2 separate regions of the Homo sapiens genome follow, and region 2 is linked to region 1. Evidence: chromatin contacts called from ENCODE Hi-C or POLR2A ChIA-PET data. All regions are on one chromosome and are shown on one strand. Each heading gives the region's core, a stretch centred on a gene start or an enhancer-like site at or near the end of the contact. The rest is flanking DNA. Distances are from core to core; before and after follow the strand shown.

Evidence for each region. A loop is a pair of places that touch in the nucleus more often than their neighbours do. ChIA-PET counts read pairs that join two places held with the same protein, here RNA polymerase II (POLR2A). Pooled maps may share reads with other maps.
Region 2: a pooled map shows a loop between it and region 1 (2.9-fold over the local background). The contact joins the promoter of ADGRL1 here to the promoter of ADGRE5 in region 1. A Hi-C loop is called at or near these places in 7 of 50 pooled maps. POLR2A ChIA-PET finds 5 or more read pairs at or near these places in 8 of 52 experiments (CD4-positive, alpha-beta T cell, CD4-positive, alpha-beta memory T cell, Caco-2 and 4 more).

Annotation. Positions count from the first base shown.
Region 1 is chr19:14,377,862-14,384,405 of GRCh38, reverse strand. ADGRE5 (adhesion G protein-coupled receptor E5) reads right to left here and starts at 2,962. Exons shown (of 20, transcript NM_078481.4): 1 at 2,861-2,962. The coding sequence starts at 2,882. RefSeq lists a silencer at 1,474-1,613.
Region 2 is chr19:14,203,894-14,210,437 of GRCh38, reverse strand. It overlaps ADGRL1 (adhesion G protein-coupled receptor L1), which reads left to right and starts at 4,269. Exons shown (of 23, transcript NM_014921.5): 1 at 4,269-4,453. RefSeq lists an enhancer at 314-813 and silencers at 3,476-3,575, 3,596-3,655.

The DNA.
Region 1 (6,544 bases), core at 1,713-4,212:
AACCCTGGAGGGGCTTCCAGGGGAATTTTGGGGTCTGTTATGAGCACAGCTTCAGAGGGCGGGTGTTTGGGGTGCAGATTGGAGGTCCCCGGACCACTCAGCCACTGTGTTCAAATTTAGTACCCCTTAGGTGGGTGGAAGGCAGAGATCCCCACTCCCACCTCCACACTCCTTCCAGCTGGGTTAAACCAAGGCCGAAACCCCCCAGCCCAAGCCCGTACTCCCCACTTCTGTCAGGATTCCCCTCTTCCTCCTCTCTGGCCACAAGGCTTGGCTAGTTCCTCCCTCGGCCAGAACCCAGTTCCTCTTTGCAGAACAGACCACAAAATGACCTCCCCTGGCAGGACAGGATCTAGGCAGATTCATCTCTAACTCCCAAAGCCCCAGGTAACTCCTTTAAAGCTCAGAACCACTCTAGGAGGCAGGGGCTGTGTTGATGCCCATTCTACAGATAGAGAAACTGAGGCTTGGAGCCCAGAAAAGGATCAGGAGGAATCCAATAAACAGAAGAGGTTGGGGAAGGAGGAATTGAGGGATTGAGGTCCTCAGGGCCCTGGGCAGGGTTCCTTTGTGCCCCATCCCCTCTGCATGGGCTGAGCTGGGTTCTCTACTCCCACCGTGAGGCTACAGGGCCCAGCTGCCTCCATCTGGGGCCTTGGAAGTTGCCCAAACAGAAGCCGGGAGAGAAGCTGCTGTTCTGGTTTGAGTTCCTTCTGGTTTGCATTCTCTGGGCTGAGCCCTAAGTAGTCAGTTTCCTGCATTGAGATCCTGGGGTGGGGGGTGGTGGGGCAGTCACCCCTTCTTTAGGCTTCCTCCTAAGGACCCCGAGACAATTCCCCAGACCCACTAGTGTCTTACCAGAATTTAATAATCATCATAATTTATTATTTATTCATTTATTTTGAGACAGGGTCTCACTGTCACCCAGGCTGGAGTGCAGTGGCGTGATCTCAGCTCACTGCAACCTCCACCTCCCAGGTTCAAGAGACTCTCCTACCTCAGGCTCCCGAGTAGCTGGGATTACAGGCGCCCGCCACCACACCCAGGTAATTTTTGTATTTTTAGTAAAGACAGAGTTTCACCATGTTGGCCAGGCTGGTCTCGAACTCCTGACCTCTGGTGATCTGCTGGCCTGGGCCTACCAAAGTGCTGGGATTACAGGTGTGAGCCACTGCACCCGGCCTTATTATTAATTTATTTTTTGAGATAGGATCTTGCTCTGTCACCCAGGCTGGAGTGCAGTGGTGCAAACACAGCTCACTGCAGCTTCAACCTCCTGGGCTCAAGGGATCCTCCCACCTCAGCCTCCTGAGCCACTAGGACTACAGGCGCACACCACCAAGCCCGACTAATTAAAAAAAATTTTTTTTGGCTGGGCGCGGTGGCTCATGCCTGTAATCCCAGCACTTTGGGAGGCGGAGGCGGGTGAATCACCTGAGGTCAGGAGTTTGAGACCAGCCTGGCCATCATGGTGAAACCCCGTCTCTACTAAAAATACAAACACAAAAACTAAAACAAAAAACTAGCCGGGCATGGTGGCAGGCACCTATAATCCCAGCTACTCGGGGTGGATGGGGGCGAGGCAGGAGAATCGCTTGAACCCAGGAGGCGGAGGTTGCAGTGAGCCGAGATTGCACCATTGCACTCCAGCCTGAGCGACAAGAGCGAGACTTTGTCTCAAAAAAAAAAAAAAAAATTTGTTTTTGGTAGAGACAACGTCTCGATGTGTTGCCCAGGCTAGTCTCCAGTCCCTGGGCTCAAGAGATCCACCTGCCTCGGCCTCTCAAAGTGCTGGGATTGCAGGTGTGAGCCACTGTGCCCAGCCAACACTTTTAAAATGCTGTTTACCTAATTCTTACTGTGAACCAGGAATAGTTTGTGTCCTAACTCACTCATCCCTTAAAACAATCTAAGACGGAGACGGGTTGTGCTCCATTTTATAGATGAGAAAAGTGAGGCGCAGAGGCTCTCTGACTTGGCCCTGGTGACACAGACAGCCAGGGCGTGGAACCCTTGGGAAGCCAGGTCTTGGCAACTGCCCCCAACAAGTGTGCCCCCAAGAAACCCAAGGTGGGCTCTTGTCTCTCACTCTCAAGCCAAGGCGGGGTGCTGAGCTGACACCTGCCACTTGGGGCTGGCCCAGGGAAGCTGTGTCCCTGTGGTCCAGGAAGTTCTGGTTTTTGCCCCAAATGTCATTTCTTCACTCTCTTTGTTGCCCCGTTGCTTAGGCAACGAGCTACCCTGATAACCGTTACAGTCACCTTGGGTGGGGCGGGAAAGGGAGTCCCAGGAAGTCACAACAAAAATCAAATTCAAACCCAGAACCAGGCAAAGTCCCTTCGATCCGCAGCTGAGCCCCAGCCAGGTCTGCGGGGAGCAAGAACTGGGGTCTCTGGGGGCTGCCCCTGCTGCTGAGACTGCGAGGGACAAATTGGGGGTACCTTGCAGTGGAGAAGTCCTGGCTTCTAGCTTCCCCACCCCCGCCCATGTCCTTCTATGCGTTATATTAAGCACAGCGGCTCTCAGGGTCCCAGCACTCACTTTTTGCCCCTTTCCTTCCCCCGTGCCTCAGTTTCCCCTCTTAGGGAGCAGATGCCAGACTGGCTCCAGTAGAAAGCTTGAGGATCCCTCCAGGCAGGGTAGCAGGCTCCAAGAGCACCCTGGAGTTCCTGCCGGGGTGTGGGGGTGCCCAAGCACCACCAGCCCCTCTCGCCGTGTGCCCGTGAGTGCCTGCTTGACCATGTGGCTTCCTCTATCGCAGGCCCCACAGACACCAGCGGCGCCTCCCGTTTCTCAGACGCAGCCAAGGGGTCCCGCTGGAGCTTCCTCGCCCCTCCCAGCGGGGCCCCAAAGTACTTACCGAGAAAGACGCGGCCTCCCATGGTTGGAGCTGCCGGCAGGAGCGGCAGGGGAAAGAGTGAGTGGGACAGGGCTGTCCCGTCTCCACAGGCTAGGCAGCTGTGCAGGCTGTCCCGAGGCCAGGACTTTATGAAGGAGGGGGGGCGGACAGCCGCTGGCCCAGGGCCCTCCCCGGAACTGGCGGTGCAGCTGGAAGCCAGCAGGAAAGTGCAATAAAAACACAGACCCAGGGGCGCTGCATACACACACACACACACACACACACACACACACACACACACGTGCACTCAGTAAGAATGAAGTGCAACCTGCTTTCAAAAACCCTCTGCTAGAGTTTCCACCATGTGGCTCTGACGAACCCTTTGGCCTCTGTGTTGGGGCTGGCTGCTCTGAGGGGAAGGTGTGGCAGCCGGGCGGGGCGGTCTTGCCTGGGGCCACTTGGCTCTTCCCTGGGCAGGCGCAAAGGGGTCTTGTCAGAAATAGCTCTGGACGCCCACGCTGGTGGGACTCGCCCTGTGCCCAGAGCTTTGGCATGCCAGAGTTGGCAGAGCCTGCGTCCCAGCTGGCAGAACGTTTCCCTGCCATTTTCCAGATGAGGAAACAGGTCGGGTGCAGAGGCTCGCACCTGTGATCTCAGCACTCTGGGAGGCCGAGGCAGGAGGATCGCTTGAGCTCAGGAGTTTGACACCAGCCTGGGCAACATGGCGAAACTCTTGTTTCTACAAAATAAATAAATAAATAATCCAGGCTGGTGGCAGACATCTGTAGTCCCAGCTACTACTACTCAGGAGGCTGAGGCGGGGAGAATCACCCGAGCTGGGGAGTTTGAGGCTGCAGTGAGCTATGATGGTGCCACTGCACTCCAGCTTGGGTGATAGAGTGAGATCCTGTGTCAAAAACAAAAAGAAAGAAAGAAAACTGAGGCATTACAGTGTCCACATAAAAGCCCAGGGAGGGAGAAGGGGCCCTCTTCCGATGCCAGGCAGGTGCCAAGAAGAGAAGCTTCACCGCACAGAGCAGACCTCCTGGATCTTTCTGATCTTTCTAAGCCAGTTTCCCCCTGTGGGAAACTTATATTTCAGAGGCCTCTTCGTTAATCAACAGAGAATCATGTGATAGGAGGGTTCTTTCCTTTCTGGATAAATCACATGATTAGCTTGTCTCTTGAGCTACCTCATAATTTTTTAAAACGCTATTTTTTGGCTGGGTGCGGTGGCTCACACCTGTAATCCCAGCACTTTGGGAGTCTGAGGTGGGTGGATCACCTGAGGTCGGGAGTTCGAGACTCAGCCTGACCAACATGGAGAAACCCTGTCTCTACTAAAAATACAAAATTAGCCGGGTGTGGCGGCACATGCCTGTAATCCCAGCTACTTGGGAGGCTGAGGCAGGAGGACTGATAGAACCCAGGAGGCGGAGGTTGTGGTGAGCTGAGATTGTGCCCTTGCACTCAAGCCTGGGCAACAAGAGTGAAACTGTCTAAAAACAAACAAACAAACGCTATATATATTTTTAAGAGATCTTACTCTGTCACCCAGGCTGGAGTGCAGTGGCACCATCACAGCTCACTGCAGCCTCAAACTCCAGGGCTCAAAGGATCCTCCTGCCTCAGCCTCCTGAGGAGCTGGGACTGCAGCTGTGCACCATCACGCCTGGCTAGTTTTTTCTTAAGTTTTTTTTTTTTTTTTTTTAAGACAAGCTCTCGCTATGCTGCCAAGAAAATGCTATTATTTATAGAGCACTTAGTCTGCACCAGGCCTGGTCATAAGTTTGTTTTTTTTTTAATCTATTTTAACTCATTTACTCCTCAAAACATCTGCAATGATGTTGTCATTCCCATTTGACAGAGGAGGAAACTGAGGCACAAGTGACCTACCCAGCTGAGAAGATCCATAGGCGGGCAGCCCAGCCCCAGAGTCCCTACAATGAGCCCAGGGGAAAGTCTCTACTGGGCACTAACATGTCTTTAGCGCCTCCGTGACCCTGAGGCTTAGCAGGCGTCTGTGTCCAGCCAGAATTCAAGGACTTGGTTTTGAGTTCCTTATATTCACATTTATTTTTAGGTTTCCCTACTATTTGGGGCAATGAGGAGGGTTTTTCAGTGAGGATGCCGAAATCAAGTCTCCTTGTTACATGAATAAATTCAAGATGCAGAAGTGATGAATGCTAAGCAAAATATAGTTCAATTGTTCAAAGGGGGAGATTGCAGCGATGGGGAAAAAAAGTCACTAATCACTGAAGTCACAGAACTATTGTCCTGGGAATAATCAAACATCCCCAGTCCTAGAATTTACCCCTTCCTGTCCTGGGCTCCTGTGGGGGTGGCCTGGGCTGTGGGGGAGGGGAATGAACACCAGCAGAAGCTGGAAGGAGAGAGGGCCAGACCAGCTCTGGAGGGATTTTGCCCTTTTTTTCTCAGAAAGTCAGAAACTCCAGCTAGAACCCCAGGGCTCAACGTCCCTTCTCTGCAGATCAGATGGGCACGTCAGACAGCTGGTGTCTGCAGAATCTCAGGGAGGCAGGAGGCGCTTCCTGATGCCAGGGATTGTCCCTACACCCCTTCATAGTGATCATCGACACTTTTTTATTTTATTTTATTTTATTTTACTTTATGTTAGAGATAGAGTCTGCTGTTGCCCAGGCTGGAGTGCAATGGCACGATCATAGCTCATTCCAGCCTCAAACTGCTGGGCTCCAGCGATCCTCCCACCTCAGCCTCCCGAGTAGCTGGGATTCCAGGTGAGCACAACCAGGTCCTCATTTTTTAATTTTTATTTATTTATTTTCATTATTATTATTTTTTGAGACAGAGTCTCTCCGTAGCCCAGGCTGGAGTGCAGTGGCACGATCTCGGCTCACTGCAGCCTCCGCCTTCCAGATTCAAGCGATTCTCCTGCCTCAGCCTCCCAAGCAGCTGGGGTTACAGGCATGCACCACCATACCTGGATAGTTTTTTGTATTTTTAGTAGAGATGAAGTTTCATCATGTTGGCCAGGCTGGTCTCGAACTCCTGACCTCAAATGATCCACGCGCCTCAGCCTCCCAAAGCGTTGGGATTACAGGCGTGAGTCACCATTCCTGGCGGCTTTCTTGAGTCTCTCCAATACTTCTCACCATCTCCCTTCTTCCCTTGCAACAATCTGCCCTCGAGCCGCATTAGGCTGTCAGCCCCCTGAGTGACTTTTGTCTTTTTCTCTGCAGAGCACCAGCACAGAGCCTGTGCTGAGTGGGGCCCTATATGGTAAACCATGCAAATTAGTAGTACTCCTGCCACTCCACTCCGCTGCCGCCCAGCTAAAGGAAGCCTCCTTCAGCCTCGCTGATCTGGTCCCTGCCGGGGCGTCTGCCTATGTTTCTCCACTTTCTCTTTGTCCTGAAGTCTCAGTCCTGCTGACCTATTTTGCAGCTTCTGGACAACCTCATGACTTTTGTTCTGCAATGATGAGGGGCGGGAACATGGTCCTCATTTGTCAAAAGGGAAACTGGCACCTGGGCGTTTTGAGCCACTGGCCCCAGGTTGCTCAGCTCAGAAGTAACCCAAGATTGCCTGTAATCCCAGCTGCTTGGGCAGCTGAGGCAGGAGAATTGCTTGAGCCCAGGAGACGTAGATTGCTGTGAGCTGAGATCGTGAGATCGTGAGGTCGCGCCACTGCACTCCAGCCCGGGCAACAGAGCAAGACTCCAT
Region 2 (6,544 bases), core at 3,020-5,519, 180 kb after region 1:
GCGCCCAGAGAAGGCTCCCTGCCTTGTTCCCTGTGCACTGGAGGCGCATTCTCAATGCATCACACTGCACCTGACAGGTAAGAGCATATAAGGTGCGTGCTGTGTGTTTGAGGCGTAAATGGAAGGAATGAATACGTGCACCGAGCAGTGAAATGAACAGCAGGGTTGTGCATCCTATACCGAATGGGCTCTAGGAAAACAGGGGCTGGGGGCGCCTGGTGGACAGTGGCTGTCTGGCGTTGCCCTGACCTGTCCAGGAGCCTGAGGCAGGGCACCCGGGAACGAGGGCGCTGGGCCTGAGGCAAAGGGAAGCTGAGCACTGGGGTGAAGCAGAGCCTTCAGGACTGTGAGGCTGGGGGCCCAACCGAGGCAGTGGGCGCAATACATGGAAGGCACAGAGAGGGGACAGACAAGGCACAGGCGAGCCCAGCTGTGTCTGACGCTGGGATGCTGGAGGTGCTAGGCGTACAAAATGTGGAGTCCCAGATACGCAGGAGAGCACAGGGTGCCCTAGGCATAGGGCACCCTGGGCGTGCGGGTTCTCTAGCACAGGGTGCGCAGAAGATGGGGCGTCCAGGTGCAGGGTTCATAGAACATGGGGTACTCGAGGCGCGTGGCACCGTGGGCGTGGAGGTCCCGTGGGACGGAATACACAGAGCGTGGGGTGTCTCAGGAGCGGGGCTCATGGGGAGCCCAAGGCGCAAAGTGGGAGGCTGGAAGCGAGGAGCGCCCTGGGAGCAGGGTGTCCGAAGCGCGGGTACCGACCTGGGCAGCGCGGGGCACGCGGCGCGCGGGCGAGTCTGCGTGCGCGCGCGGACGCCTTGGTTCCCGGAGCCCGGTTGCTGGCGCGGCCTCCACTGCGGCTGCGCAGCCGAAGGCCTGAGGGGCGCCAGGGCTCTTTACGCGCCCCCCAGCCCCTCCGCACTCTTTGCCTCCTGAGCACGCCGCTCACAAGTCCAGGAGACATGGATCAGATGGAGGCTGGAGAGCCGATCCCAGCTGGGACCAGTGGGGTTTAGAGGGTCTAGAAAGGGGCGAGGGGCGGGGGTGAGGGGGGTTCCGGCTGGGGTTTTCCAAACTGAGCTGAGGGTGCCTTAAAGAATGTCGTTGCTTTCCCTCATGTAAGTAAAGGCCACTCCTTCTCGTAGCCTCTGGAGAGTGCAAGTTAGAACCACCTCCTAGGCTAGCTCTGTAGGGGGAAGTGGGTGGGCTGCTCAGGGCTGGAGGGTGGGGTGGGGACAAAGGCCTGGAGCAGGAGAACAAGGAGGTGACCAGCTTTTCCTGAGCGTCAAGTTCTGTTCCCTTTTCGGTACTGCTGGGTTTATAGAAAGCTGGCTGCCTGGAGTGCCCTCCATCTCAAAGCCTTCATGGGTCTTACTTGGTGCTGTCAATATCTCAAACTGGGAAATTGAGGCGTAGAGAGATGGGATGCCCTCCTCCATACCCAGTGGATCTGCAGTCAACCACAGATGGATGGGATCCGTTTTGCACTCACCAAATCCTACTTTATATTTGGTCCCCCAGATCCCGGTGTCCAACCTGGCCACCCAGATTCAAGGCTGGACAGCTTTGCAGCCATGAAATCCTGGGCATGAAGGAGGAACGAAAGTGACCCATCCCTCCATTTTGAAGTTCTCTGGGGCCAGATTTGCCTAGGTTCTGGCTTTCAAGAATCCCTTCCCCGTCGTGAAGAGACAGCTGTCCGTAGAAGGCGGTGGAGGGTGACAGGCTGCCACAGCAGTGGTGCGTGGTCACCCGGGCAGCCTGGAAGTCTGGTGTCCCTGCACTTCCTCCAGTTTAGCCACAGGGACGTGCTTCTAGGAAGGGATTCTTAGAGGCCAAGTTAATTCCCGTGCAGATATTCAATTCAGGCTTTCTTAGATACTCATTTTTCCCATCCAGATATGCCTCAAGTTTTGTGGATTTACCACTCCTACTCAGGAACCCTTTTCCCTTTCCTCATTCATTCTGCAAAGCGCATGGTTAGCAATGCACTCTCTTCCCTGGACATATAGGGAATGGGGGTTTCCCCCATCCCCATCCTCAGCCCGTCCCCCTCCTCTAAAACTCAGATCAGGGTTTGTCTGCCCTGCTGCTAAGATGCAGCCCAACTTTGAACTCTGAGCTGTCTGCTTTAACATTTGGGCCTCACTTGAATGGATTCCCTTCCCTGAGGATTCCAAGCCCTCCCCAGCCATCAGTCTTCCCATCTTTCATAAAATGGAGCCAGCAGCCCCGCTTCAGGGACTCCCCCCCTCCCCCCTGTTCCCTCCACTCCAGGATTCTTCCCACTTCCATTTCCCTCCAGCCCCCACCCTGCACAAAGTTGCCTGTTCTGCCGAAGTGCCTATTTTTGGCTTGGGGCCCAGTTTTATAGCCCCAGCTATAGGTCTTGGCAGTCATAACTTTCGCTCTCCAGAGAGCCAAGCCGGGTCCAACAGCCTTCCCCACCCCAGAGAGGGGGTGCGGGGGCTCCCTCTGCAGCCTCAACCCGAAACCTGCCCCTCGCCTCACTTGGTCTGATGCCTGGGAACCCAAGCCTGCTTCTTGCCCTACTTCTTAGAGTCCACCAGCTGCAATGGAGTTGTTAGGTGTTGAAAATCCATGCCGGGTTTTTACTCTTTTAGAGAACATAAAATTCAATTTTTCCCCTCGCACCCCCTCCCCAAAAGCAAGACTTTGAGGCGTTTACAGGTACAAACCTCCCCCTAACGCTTCCCTCCGCCCCTGCTGCCCGGTCAGCTCCAAGCCCCTGTCCCGGTGGCCCAGGATCTTCTGCTGAGGGTCTCATCCCGTCCCGCGCTCCAGTCCTGGCTTTGCGTGCCTCCCTCGCCTTTTATTGTAGGTCTGGTCTCCCAGGGTAGCGGCCTCATCGCATTCCCTTCGCAGCGCCCCTGGATCCAGAAACCGCTTTTACCTGTCCGCTCCGGTGCAGCCAGCGCGCCAAATCCCTTCGTACCCGAGTCCAGTCCTCCTTTTGCCCGTCCCCCTTGCACGTCGCTGCCAGGAAGATGAGGGCAGCCCAAGTCGCCTCAGCCACTAAGCATCCCCCTTCCAGAACCCCCCACCATGCGAACCCAGGTCCCGGGAGTTCCGGGCCGGGTCTTGCTTGTTTCCACTGCGTTAGGCCTGACGCATTACTCCGTCTCCCGAGAAAGAATCCGGCCCGAAATTTGCGTGCCCCGGGTGCATTTGGCCATGTCGCATCTACCCCCCAACCCCCCGCTCCAACACCGTTCCTCCCATCTTTATCTAATCCAACTCGGGTTTTGCACAACCCTTCCAGATCTCCCCATTTGCGCCCTCCTTCCCCGGGCTCGGCGCCTTTCCTTATACTTCACTGGAAAATCCGCTCCGGGTCTTCCTTACGCCTGTCTCCCTTCCCCCACTCCCCGCTCCAACGCGGGGCTCCAGCACGTCGCTTTCCCTCTCCCTGCTTTTCCAGGGAGGAGGCGAGAGGAGGCGAAAGGAAGGAAAGTCCAGCCCGGGTTTTCGGGCCGGCTCCTGGGGCGCTCAAGCGGGTTGCGGCGGCCAGTCCCGGGCGGCGACTCCGGGCCGGGTTTTGCGCGCGCCCACCGCCCCCCTCCCGGAGCGGGTGCGCCGGGGAGCGGGGCGAGCAGGCGGCTTGTCATTGCTGGTGCCCGGCGCCGGCTCGGTCCGCGCGTCCTGCGGTGCCCACGGGCCCGGCCCGGCGCCCCCCCTCCGGCCGCACCGGGGGCGCGACGCCGCGGCACCCGCCTCCAGCCGCGCCGCCCCCCTCCGCCAGCTCCGCGCCGCCCGCCCCCAACCCGAGCTCCCCGCGGCCACTGCGGGGAGCCCGAGCCGTCGGCGCGGGAGCTGTCGGCGCTGCGGTGCCCCCGCCCCGCCGTCTGCCGAGGAGGCCCCGGCTGATGGGGCCGCGCGGGCCCCGGAGCGGCGCCGCCGGGCGGCGGGGGCCTGCAGGGGCGCCCCGGCTGCCCCGTTAACCCCTCGTCCACCGCCGGCGTCGGAGGGGGCTGGGAAGTCGCCTGGGCGCACACGTGCCGCCTCCGTCGGGGCCGCGGAGCTGCGGGGGAGATGCGGGCCGCTGCCGGCGCCGCCTCGGGGCGCTCCGCCTCGCCCCAGCCCCCGGCGCTCTGACGCCGCCCCCGCCCCACCGCCTCCCTCCCCGGGAGGGGCGCAGACCCGATCGCCCCCAGTCCCGAGCCTCCGCCGCCGCGAGGGGGCCGCCTTTGGATCCGTGTAATCCGCCTCTTTTTTTTCTTTTCTTTTCTTTTTTTTTTTTTTTCCTAATTTTTGGTCGGCGGCGGTGCTGGGCCAGGGGAAGGAAGGGACACGGAGGCCGCCCTCGTCCCGCCACCTCCTACCCGCTTCCCCCCAGCCCCGGCTCCGGGAGATGTGCCGGGCGGGGGGCCCGGGTTCGCCGAGCCGCAGGAGAGACACGCTGGGCCGACCCCAGAGAGGCGCTGGACAGGTGAGTGTCTGCGGGCCCAGGGCGAGGGGCGAAGCCGCACCTGGGCCAGGTGTGCGGGGCGCGTGGAAGAGGGGAGGCGGGAAGGATGGGAGGCCGGGGCCTGTCCTGGCCGCGAGGGGGGAGGGGACACGGGAGCCGCGCGGGGCACCGCACCTGAGCGGGAGGGGCGTCGGGGGCAGCCCGCACCTCACCCCCACTGGCGAGGGGCCTGGGAGGGGCGGCCCCCACGGAGCGCCCGGGGCGCGGGGGTGCGGACGGGCTACCGCAGGGTGCCTGGCGGGGGGAGGGGACCGCGAGTGTGCCCGCGCGTGGCTGCGTGTGCCCGCGCGCGCGCCAGCCTTTGTGGGGAAGCGGCGCGGCGGTGCCTGCGTGTCCCCGGTGCGTGTGCGCGCGGGTGCTTGGCGCCCTGTTTGTGTAGGTGTCTGGGTGTGAGCGGAGGGGGTGCGTGTGCGCGCCGCGCGCCGGCCCCGCGCCCCAGAGGAGCCGTGTCGGGGGCTGGCACCACAGGATGCTGGGCGAGGGGGTTGTTTTTCTCTGGGAGGCAGTGGCGCGGGGGATGGGGAGGGGTCCGTCTGGGTGTCCAGCCGGCCGCAGTCCGGGGGGCGCCGCTGTCAGGAGGAGGGGGTGCAGCCGGGCAGCACCTTCTCTCCGTGGTGCCGGGTTAAAGCACGGGAGGCCGGCAGGTTTGATCCACTCGGATTATTCGTGCTTTGAGGACAGCTCCCCACCCCCACCCCAGGTGCGCATTGGATTGAGCTGCGAGGGTTTGGTTGTCATCCTCCCATCTGACGGTCCTGGGACCCGAGTCCAGGCCTGAAGTGGTGGGGTGGGGGGATGCTGTGTTTGCTCCAGCCGTGTCCAGAAAATGCCCTCCCAGGTATCTCTCCAGTGCACCCCTGGCCCCCATCTGAAGACAGCCGCTGGCTACACACACCCCTGTCTCTACACTTCCAGTCCGGGTCCTCACACTGCCCCATCCCTGGCCAACACCTCACTGTACCTGCCTGGACCCTTTCTTCCTGTTCCAACCCCCATCCACCCCCAGCCATGCCAGCTGCGTGGGTGTTTCTGTATCCCAGTTCCAGGCAGGGCCCCCCCTTCCGCCTGGCTTCCACCGGACTCAGAGCTGGGGTCTGTCTTCCCACATCCCACTTCCCAACATGTGTGCCTGGGGGCAGGAGGGGGAGGGGTTCAAAATGGCTGCCAAGATGGCTGGCTCGCGCGCTCTCTCTCTCTCTGTCTGTCTCTCTCTCTCTCTCTCTCTCTCTCTCACTCTCTCTGTCTTTCTCTATCTCTCTCTGTCTTTCTCTCTTCCCCTCTCTGCTTGCCCGGCTCCCTTATCCTGGTAGGGAGTCACTGCTTAGAGGAGGTCGGATCCAGTGGGGCACACCTGAGGGTGAATGTCTATTCCGGGCCGTTGACCTCCATGCTGTTTGGGGACAGACCATTGGTTTCTGCTTCTCTCTCCAACACCCCAAGGGCTGGCATGAGTCTAACCTGACCCCAGACCCCACTCCTTCACCCTGGCTCACAGCCTGAAAGCTCCGTGCCCTCCACCTGCTCTCCAGGGCCTGGCCCCCTGAATTGATCAACCCCACGGAGGGTCCACACCCCTCATTCTCTTCTCCTGTCTGCCCCCGGCAGGGGACTCTGCGTGGGTCCCTGTCAGGCCCCAGCTTTGGGGGGCAGGTGACTTCTCCTTCCTCCCTGCTCCCCTCCCACTAATGCCAAATTTATTACTTAAAAGTAGGATGAAAACAGGGAGAATAAGAGAAGGATTACAACCTTCATTATCATATCGAGAAAATTATCCGTGATTTTCCTAACTAGCAATTTGTCTGCCATGCCGTTCAGAACTGACTTGCCCATTAATTACAGAGATGAAAAATCATCTGGAATTCGGAAAAGGGAACTAATTCCATGGCTGGCAGCGATCGCACCCGTGCACGGAGCCACATACGTGTGCGACATACGTGTGCGCTCACATGTGGGTCCCGGCCCTCCTGCTGGTCTTGCCACCATCTTCCTACCCAGCTTGGTGACCTCCCTCATGGCCCCGCTCGGTCCACCCCATGTGTGTGTGGCATCTGC